2 separate regions of the Mus musculus genome follow, and region 1 is linked to region 2. Evidence: chromatin contacts called from ENCODE Hi-C data. All regions are on one chromosome and are shown on one strand. Each heading gives the region's core, a stretch centred on a gene start or an enhancer-like site at or near the end of the contact. The rest is flanking DNA. Distances are from core to core; before and after follow the strand shown.

Region 1 (4,996 bases), core at 1,488-3,987, 180 kb after region 2:
TTATTTTTAAAAATGGAATAAAAGAGGTTTTGGTCATTTGCTTTATTTTATTATCTTATTTTAAAGCTACTGTGATTGATAGCATTGTAAGAATTGGGACAATATTGTATTCAACTGTTTTATTTTTTATATTTTTAAAATTTAAAGTATAATTAGTTTTTATAATTTCATCAGATTTTTGTTATATTTTTTTGGAAGTGAAACTTTTAGCAAGTGGGTGTCTAGTTTTTACTAATCCCTAATTTTTCCAGTGTATTGCTCATATTATCAGAAGGGAACGTTATTTAAGTGCGTCAGTTAATTGTACTACTTGGCTGAATTTCCATATAGTTTTTACTGTGTATGGGGAGGTTGTAGTATTTATTCTAGCATTTTAAATAAGGGTAATTCATTTTTTATTAAAGTCATTTTCACGTTAAGTTCCTATTTTTGTATGTTCTACTCTTAAGTTATATAACACAGTTTCTTTTTTAAAAGAGTTCATTTGTTGAAGTGCTAGTGGAAAATTAATGTTATTAAATAGTTTGCAAATGACTATTTATACCAGTATGCATATAATTTTTAAATATTTGTAATGTGAGATGTTGAATGAATAAAACTTTTAACTCAGATTTCTTTTACTATACTTATTTCATTTTAGCATAAGTAGACTCCCTTTTGGGAATATGACATTTTTAGAACACTAAGAATGTCATGTTGGGCCCTGGCCGAACAAACCAGTATGAAAAAGTCTTTAATCATGTGAGTGCTCATGGCAGGCATTCCTGGCTTCGGGAAGTTGTAAGAGCTGTCAGCTGTAGTGTCTTTGGCCTGGCTGTTAGTTCATGTGCTGCTGTGTGGTGTCTGGGGGTGGGGTGTATCAGCCTGCAGTCTAAGTGTTCTTTCTTCCTCCTGGAGATTGACCCCTGCACCCCCATGTGATAAGCACATGCTCTACCACTGAATCATCTCCAATTTCAAAACGTTGAACTCTCGGGACTTTGAGAGACTGGGGTTCTAATCCCATAGCTCAGGAACTGCAGGTGTTCTCTTTTATTTGGCCCATGTCTCATGTAGACTACTGAGTATTGTGATGTGTTAATACTTATGTTTTAAGATACATTTAAGTTTTCAATGATAAGTTAACAACAAAGTACACCCGTGAATACCCTGTTTGGGAAGTAACGTATCTGCACTTCCCTCCCATGATAGACTATTCTCAAGAATAGGACGGCAGGAAGCAAATGGACTGTGAGATGTTTTACTTCTCAGGTTTTTCCCCAGCATGGAAACCAGCCACTGGGAATTGTGGGGAAGTGGGCTACATGGCGTATTTTTGCCCCCGGAGTTGTGGGTTGCAGGAGCTTCAGCAGAATAGGTACTGCTTTCTCTTAATTGGCAATTTCGAAGACTTGTCTTGACAGTATATTGAAACTGCCCTAGGGAGCCCATGCTCCTATCAGTCACACTCTGACAGCTGTTTCCATTGTCCACCCATATGTGACAGGTTCCAGGTTTGCTTCTATACCCTGCCACGCCCAGCTAGTCTCTTTAATCCCTATTTAGAGGGCTAGAAATGAGAAACTATTCTGTTGCTATTTGAATTAGCTTCCACTGACCTGGACCAGCACTTATATTTGCCACAGACACAAGCATATCTCCACATAAGCCACCAGCTTTGAGTCTGCCATCCTGGGTACGCTGTCTGCCTTCTGGGTCATATTGCCTCCTTAAAAATTATCCTCTGAGAATTCCCTCAGTATTCTCCCTCCCTCATATTCCAAGGATGGGAACTGCAAAGATTTGAAAAACTAAGAATTTGGGATTTATCTCACCATTCCAGGTCTCTTATTAGAGAACATTTCTGTTTTGAGATGCCATGAATCTTCTCTGGATAAATCCAAATCGTTCTCTAGTCAATTGGGCTTTACCACTGGCCGTCAGGGAACATGTCTTACTGTGATTGCGTGTGGTGACGAGTTACAAAAGGACTACTTGTCTCATGGAAGTTAAAAATGAGCATCAGCATCAAGTCCAGGATGCAGCACAACATCCATGGTTTGTGTTGCACAGTCTTCGATTAGGTGTCCGTGAGAGATGATGTAGGCAGATGGGGCCTAAGGGCGGTGAACTGGGGACACAGATGCTGGGATCTAAGCTTGAGCCTGCTTTATCCTCTGCCTTCTATTTCAGGAACTAGAGCTTTGATGCCATACAAATGTCTGTGTGATCAAGCAAATGTCACCATTTTAAAGAGATTATTTTCATCTCTTCTCCCACACCTCTGTGATATCAAACACAGAAGAAAAAAGAACCAGGCAGACCTAGAAATGATTCCCTAGAATCTGCCAAAGGCAGCAAGGCATCTGAGCTCATTCTGAAATAAGTTACCCGTAAAAATAGCTGGGGTGGGGAGGGATCCGTCATTTAAGTGTGTGAGGTGGCGTACATGATTTTAGGTAGCAACTAGCAAAGAGCTGATGCCTCCATCTTTGGGGGAATTGAGGCACACTTAATATGAGAGGGCCACCTGAAGCTACATCTCATGTCATCAGCTGTTGAAAGATATGATGACAGTGACGCGGGGCAGGATGGGGAAAGTGGAGCAGCCATAATTATCATTTGTCTCTCAGCAGCCCTGACTCCACAGTGCCCAAAAGATTTGGTTCTAGGAAAGAAATCAGTCATGGCCATGCACCTGTACCCATCAGTAAGACTACACCCTCAGAAGGACAGGCTATTTAAGTATCCTATGGGAAGGCAGACAGTGTAAGCAATTGTACACCACAGCTATGACACAGTAAAGCCCAGATTTACATTCTCATCTGTCAGGTCCCTGTTGTTTTCCCTGTGGTCCTCAGAATCATCACTGCCACCAGATCAAGGTTAAAAAATAAAACTGGGCCAGGCAGTGCTGGCGTGTGCCTTTAATCCCAGCATCCAGGAGGCAGAGGCAGGTAAATCTCTTGAGTTCAAGGCCAGCCTGGTCTACAGAGAGAGTTCCAGGACAGGCAGGGCTACACAGAGAAACCCTGTCTCAAAATAATTAATAATAATAATAGAAGAAGAAGATAAATAAAAACAAAAATTAAAAATTAAATTGGATTTTGTTTTGTTCTGTGTAAAAGATTTGGAATTTTTAAAAAGTGCCAAGCTCCTCAAATTCGGTAAAATATTTTTATTAATGACAAAAAGGAGTAACAACAGGCCATATGAGGGAGAGTACTCAAGAGCATAAACTGTTTTGGAGGGCTTGCTTTTACAGGGTTTAAGAGTAGGGGAAGTTTGGTTACTAAGGGTATTTGAGGGTGATTTTTTTTCTGTATTGATTACTGCATTTGGTCATAAGCGTTTTTCTATTTTTTCATGTACCTTCCCACAATGCATCTGCTTGTTTTTCATTTTTTTCTTTATGCTCCTGAGAGCAGTTTTCCCCTCCCTCCCTTTCTCCCAGTGCCTCTACCTTTCCCCCAGATCCCCTTCTCCTCCCATTCCCCTTCAGAAAAGGGGAGGCCTCCCAGGGATATCAACCAAACACAACATAACAATCTATAGCAAGACTGGGCACACTCCCTCATACCAAGGCTAGATGACATAATCCAGGAGGAAAGGGTCCCACAGCAGGCAAAAGAGTCCGAGACAGCCCCTGCTCTCACAGAAGAACACCAGGCTACCCGGCTATACCGTATATGCAGAAGACCTAGGTCAGACTTATCTATACAGCTTCTCTGATTGTCAGTTCAGTCTCTGAGTCCCTATGAGCCCTGGCTGGTTGATTCTGTGGGCTGTGTCTTGTGTCTTTGACCCCTTTGGCTTCTCCAATTCTTCTCCCCTCTTCCACGGGATTCCTCAAACTCCATCTATGTTTGGCTGTGGGTCTCTAATGCATCTGATTTTAATCATATACGTCTTCAATTATTTGTTAAGCATATGGTGATGATCAATAGAATTTTCCCCTAAAAATTCACACAGGGAATGCAATTTGTCCTAATCACAGTGCTCTCAAAACTAGTTTATGCCTAGTTGTACTAGAGTACAATTAAATAGAAACTGATAATTGTTGGGAGAGGAGGAGACTCCACTGTTCAAGGTAGGGAGGTATACAGCTCAGCCCAGGTCCTGGCTTGAGAACAGGTTGGTAGGTGTATTGTTTGGAGAGGGGTGTGTGCGCGTAGTCTATGCAGGTGAGGGTCTCAGAATGCCAACTGCATCATTAAAAGAGGGGTGTATGCATAGCTCACACCAAGCAGAGTCCCTATGTTTGCCTGCCTCTGTGTGAGTGAAGATAACACCTGCTGGTGTTGAGGTAAAGCTTCCCTCTTACCAAGGCTCCCTTCAACCTTCCTAACATCTAAGAAGCTATGTTCTATAATTACACTCAGCTTAAGGTGAACAAGGTCCAGATTGGTTAGGCAATCTGTAAAGCAGGCTTTCAACCAGGCACACAGATTGCAGGTCCTGTCTCACCTTTTTGTAAATTTCTTTTTTCATTTTTTTTTAATTTATTGACATTTATTTTATTTATTGACATTTCAAATGTTGTCAGCCTTCCCAGTTTCCCCTCTACAAACCCCCTATCCCCTCCCCCTCCCCCTGCTTCTATGAGGGTGATCTTCACCCACCCACCCACTCCTGCCTCAGTGCCCTAACATTCCCCTACCCTGGGTCATTGAGCCTCCACAGGACCAAGGGACTCCTCTCCCAGTGATGCCTGATAAGGCAATCCTCTGCTATATATCTAGCTGGAGTCATGGGTCCCCCCACCCTGCCATGTGTACTCTGGTTGGTGGTTTAGTCTCTGGGAGTTTTGGGGGTCTGTTTGGTTGGTATTGTTCTTCCTGTGGGGTTACAAACCCCTTCAGGTCCTTCAGTCCTTGCCCTAACGTCTCCTTTTTGTAAATTTCTAACCTATGAAGAAGTCGTCGCTAAGACGTTATGCTGAGATGATGTGCGTCGTCTCCTGAAACTTTGGTTTGACAAGAGTGCCTTTAACAATAGCAGGGTAGTGACTCTGAGG
Region 2 (5,207 bases), core at 2,278-4,777:
ATTCTGCAAGACCCATTTAAATGTCACCTCTGCTGGGAAACCTCTACTGGTTCCCCCAAGAAATTAAGTACTTTGTGTTCTGTATTCCAATAGTAGTTTGATCATACAACCACGCACTGTGTGTTACTATGGTAGCCGCTCCCCATCCCATCCTTTCTGCTCCCCATCCTCTCGTCCCCACCCCTTGGCTTGGCTTAGGAAACCAAGGGAGACTCCGCCTCTATTTGTTCTTCCTGGTAACTCATGGAGTAGGTCCTCTGTAACTCTCAGCTGAATCAGTGCCTGCCTGCAAGGAAATAAACAGGTGAGCAGATAAGTGCAGAGAATAAATATTCAAGGAAAAACGCAGAGGTCGAGGAAACTTTGTTCGTTGTCAACATTTTGCTTTCTTTGGGCTGGGCTGGATTGAAGGCTGAGGACTAGAAGGAAGTTCTGAGCTCACAGAGAAGCTTTCTAGGGGACAGGAGCCCCCAGGAGACCCGCTGACTGACTTCAGCCTTATTTTTCTTAACTTTCTCTGCCCTGGCAGAGGAGATTTAATAAAGCCTCAAGCTGTGAAGACTTTGGAGGCCCAACAGAGGTGCATCCTGGCTGGAGACTTGCAGGAAGGAGTCTTTGACCTAGGCTCCCAGGAACTGGTGACCCATGCATGTCCCTCCGTAGAGAGGGATAGGTCATTGATGGTAACCAAAGCAGTTGCAGCCAGGAACATGTCTTTGGAGAGGCCCCAGGGCAAGGACAAAGGCACTGGCTGCTAGGTGAACCTGTTACTACAGATGCTGTGTGCAAATTAAGAACTGGCCACAAACCTGTCTCCAGGAGCAGCCTGTGTTCAGTTCTCCTGGGCTCTGTGAGCTGTGCACCTGCTGAGCACCTGCTTGTCCACTTCTCTGATCAGCCCATCCCTCTGCCTTCTTCAGCCACTGACTGTCTACCTGATCTTTCTGCCTTCTTGGCGCCCTCTCAGCTACACCAGCACACCCATGTCTGCTTCTTTCTTCATTGAGACCCTCATCACCGGAAGGCTGTGAAAGGGTCAGGTCTTGGCACCGAGTGGTACAGAGTAGGTCATACATAGCCTTGAGTGAAGGTATGCTAAGTGAATGAGTAGACGAATGGATGGAAACACAGATGAGTGGGTCAGCTTGAACAAGAATGCTACTCCCAGTCTGACGTTCAACCTACAGTAAGGGGTTCCTTTAAGTTACCTGGAACAACAGCCCCTGGATGACACCCTGGAGGCCCTGGATGGACTCCAGAGGACACAGTTCTTCACAGGGCTGGGCACAGAGTATAAGTCCATAGTGGGCACTATTATAATGTACAGATGCTTGCTTGACTTACCATACAGTTATGTCTTCATAATTCCATGTGATGGTTTGAATATGCTTGGTCCATGGGAAGTGGCACTGTTAGGAGGAGTGACCTTGTTGGAGGAAGTGCGTCACTGGGTAGGTGGGCTTTGAGGGCTCCTAGTGCTCAAGCTCCACCCAGTATGGAAGAGAGAGTCTCCTGGTTGCCTTCAGATCAAGATTGAGAGCTCCCCCAGCACCATGTTTCTCACCATGAAAACTGATTAAACCTCCGAAACTGTGAGCCTGCCCCAATGAAATGTTTTCCTTTATAAGTGTTGCTTTGGTCATGGTGTCTCTTCATAGCAACAAAACACCCTATCATAAGTAGAAAACATAAGTTGGAAACACACTAAATCCACTTAGCCTTCCAATCCCAGCTCAGGAACACAGCCTGCTGACCCGAGGCTGCCTGGGAGCTGTATCCTGCTCAGCTGTCTGCCCAGCTTCTCAAAGGAGAATTGTACCACTTACAGCTGGACTGGGGAAAGATTCAGATTCCAGCTACAAAGCATCTTTCTTCCAAATACACATGGCTTCCATGCTGTCACAGCCTCTGACAGTCTCTAAGCTTCACTGTCCTCAGTTGGAGACACTCTGTAGCCAAATCTCAGCCGTGGCATCCCCTTATTCTGCACGTCCCAGGCTATGTTTCTTACTCTTTCTGAACACTTTTTCTATAAGTACAAAAGAACCATTAAGGTTAGCTACTCTCTGGGATATGGTAAAGACAGAGATGGAGTAAGGTGCTGACACACAGGAGGAACTAAGTATACAAACATCACCACATAAAACGTGACCCCAGCCCCTCTGAGGACTGGCTCACCTGGGCATGAACAAGCTTATATGGAATTCTATGCCACCTCAAGCCCCCCTCCCACACCGCTTGATGTATATCATCCTCAGCTAAGATTCTGGAGTTTGAGACTCCCTCCCATCCCTCTCTTTTCTGCCTACATCACCACCTTTCCTTGACCTCTAGTTATGGCCATGAAATTAGCAGCCATGCTGTGCAGTGAAGAAGAGGGGGTTCCTCGACTCAGGGCTTCCTTCAGACAGCTTTGTCCAGTTCTTACTGGGGAAACAATGAGAGAAAGATCTCTGTGTGCTCTGCAGAGCAGCCGACTGGCAGCTGCAGTCTTCTCTTCTAGCAGGGACTTTTCAGGCTTCCTTTTTTTCTCCTTTGAAAACATGGGAGCAGGCCCAGCCAGGGAAGCAGAGCTGAGCCTTGTTCTCTAAAGCAGTGCACGGAGTATGCTAAGCTCCCAAGCCACATCTCCAGCTCGAGAGACTTTAGGGAGCTGGAACTGTGTTGTATCCCCAGTGCGGTTCTGGTCACACAAATCTACGTTTAAATTTTGGATTCCCTGGAGTCTGATGGAGTCACTCGGGTTTGATGACATCAGGACATTTTAAAGCTCCCTAAATAATCCATCGTGCTGTCAAATGAGTCAAACATTGACATCAATAGAATTTAAGTCTGTGCATCTGGCCCTGTGAACACGCAGGGGTGGTAGGTAATAAAGCTGGGGAAGCGACAATGGCCCCAGGCTGAGCCCAAGTCCTCCAGTGTGCGGAGGTGGAATGAGGAAGAAGGGATTCAGTTGTAGGTGTAGAGGCTGAAAGAGCCTTGCCTCAACTAACACCAGCTCCAGCTGTTGATAAAAAGGTTTTCTCTGGGTCCAGAGCAGATGGAGGATCCAGATGGGTTCCTGAATCATCTCCTGCACGGAGGAAGCAGCGTAGCCCTGCTGGCCCCTTGACCTTTTCTCAGGGGAATCAATTGTGGATTTCCAACCTTCCAACCTGGAAGATAATGAATCTGTGTTGCTAAGACACCGGGCTTGTACTAATTTGTGACAATAGCAGGAGGAAATGAGAACACTCATGCTCTGCCCGAGCAGGCTCCTAGTCACAACTTCCTGTGTGCCTCCCTCCTCCCCTTCAGCCTGTGTGGAAGGCCTCATCCTGTTTGAGCACTAGGTGGCCTTGGGTCCTCCACTTGGTGTCTTTGACACAGTCCTCTCATTTGCTAAAAAACCTATAATACAATAGACGTCACCTGCAGCTCTAAGGGTAAACGGGATGACGTCTGGAAGGTCTCTTAGCAACCATGCCTGGCATGAAATTGGTGCTTGATGCTATTTTTAGGCATGGAACAGAATTCTAAAATTTTTGTTCCTGCTCTGGATGGGGTCCCAGCCTTCCCTGAGGGGACAGTCCCTTTCTGAAGTGCATAGGCTGAAGAGAGCTGACTTTCTCTTTCCCACCAGCCCCAGGGCCTCACAGTCTTGCCTGCCACCCTGACAGCAGAGAGAAACTCAACTAGCGGCTCAAATCCTTTTGTTGCCATTTCTTAGCTGAATGACCTCAAAGGAGTGAGCCCACCTCTCTGAGCCTTCTTGCCTCCTTTGTAGAGAACTCATTGTGCGGCCTGGCCCAGGATGTTGGTGTAAGGGTGAAGTATGCTCAGTGTGACTGGGTATATGGCAGGTGTTCAGTAACCAGATAAACTGTCAGTCTCCCTAAAGGAGGAGGGGCTTCCTCTGCCCAGGTTTGGGTGCTTCCAAGTCCCACACGGTTTGCAACCCCATGATAATAATGATTTCTCAGGCTTACAGATTCACTAGGGCTTCAAATGGGATTATAACAAAGAGGTGTCTTGAAGCCTGAACTCTATGGCCTGGAGTTTAAACTCATCAAATAGATTCCAGAAGAGCCTTTCCCAAGTAGATTGGGTAGGCCCCAAGAGCCCAAGACTTTCTGGAACTTTCAGAAGCATCTCCCACTGAGGCTTCCCGCAGAATCCAATTTTTCACGGTAAGCAAACAAGACTCTCAATGGAGCAAAAGAAGAGCATTTTACTCTCGATGCCAGCTGCTCAGACCCATGCAAGTGAGTTCCCGCTTCCTGCCTGGACCTCCAGCTTGTTAGATTTAAACAAATGAAAATATTAAATGCTCAATTTCAGATAAATAACAAGTAATTTTTAAGGAGTAAGTAAGTCTCAAGTACTGCATAGGACATTTAGCTGCTCCACCTTAACCATGCCTGCCAGAAACTTGTAAAGTCAAATTCAAGGCCCCGCTCGCAGGGGAAGTGAAGTTGCTGAACTCTTTCTCAGGCAAGAATGTGACAACCCAAACTCAGAATGTCTCTATCAGATGTGCCCCAGTTCTGAAAAGCAGCTAGGGACCCTTCATCTTCAGCATAAGAATAACCAGTGTGTGCACGGGTGGGGGTGGGAGGCCAGAAGACGCGTATTTTGGTAGTAATTGTTGCTGCCTCCCAAGCTAGTCAGGGACTCAATTGTCAGAGTTACCCAGAGGCAGATGGCCAGGCTCTAGAGTTATGAGACTCTTAATTCCCCCCACCCCTCATCTCTTTCCACAGTGACATTTGCAATATCTGTGAATGAAGTTGCATAAAATGCATGTGCAGGAAGGTGCCAGTAGCAACTATCCCTGTTTCTTAGTCCGTTTTCTGTTGCTGTAACAAAGTACCCGAGTCTGGTAATTCTAAAAGAACAGGTTTATTTGGCTCACAGTCCAGAAGCTGAGTGGTCTAAGAATTGACCTGGCATCTGGTGAAGGCCTTGTGCTGCCTCCTGAATGGTACATGGCACCTCATGACAGACGGGAAAACACAGTCTGGTTCTTCCCTTTCTTCTAAAGCCATCAGTTCTGTCTTGCTGGCACCACTCTCAGGCCCTCATCTGATACTAATTGTCTGCCAGAGACCTCACCTCCCATGATACTGGCATATAAATTTGGGGTGGTGTGGGGAGGCAGGGTGAGTTTATAGCACTTGAACTTCAGAAAGACACATTGAAACCACCACATTTTAGGCATGGAT

The links. Hi-C counts contacts between places; a loop is a spot of excess contacts on that map.
Region 1: a loop to region 2 is called in a map of left cerebral cortex, with 2.7 times the contacts of the local background. The contact joins two enhancer-like sites. A Hi-C loop is called at or near these places in 6 of 37 maps with a recorded cell type or tissue (heart and left cerebral cortex).

Annotation. Positions count from the first base shown.
Region 1 is chr11:31,935,025-31,940,020 of GRCm38, forward strand. Cpeb4 (cytoplasmic polyadenylation element binding protein 4) reads left to right here. Exons shown (of 10, transcript NM_026252.4): 10 at 1-611. Among named protein-coding and RNA genes, the nearest start is that of 4930524B15Rik, 28 kb to the right of the region's middle. Within about 2 kb of position 2,738, at least 1 of the 3 ENCODE cell types and tissues checked has a DNase peak (open chromatin) inside an H3K27ac peak, as active enhancers do; it is left cerebral cortex, where a contact is called at or near this core.
Region 2 is chr11:31,756,779-31,761,985 of GRCm38, forward strand. No RefSeq gene overlaps it. Among named protein-coding and RNA genes, the nearest start is that of Gm39674, 8.1 kb to the left of the region's middle. Within about 2 kb of position 3,528, at least 3 of the 3 ENCODE cell types and tissues checked have a DNase peak (open chromatin) inside an H3K27ac peak, as active enhancers do; they include left cerebral cortex, where a contact is called at or near this core.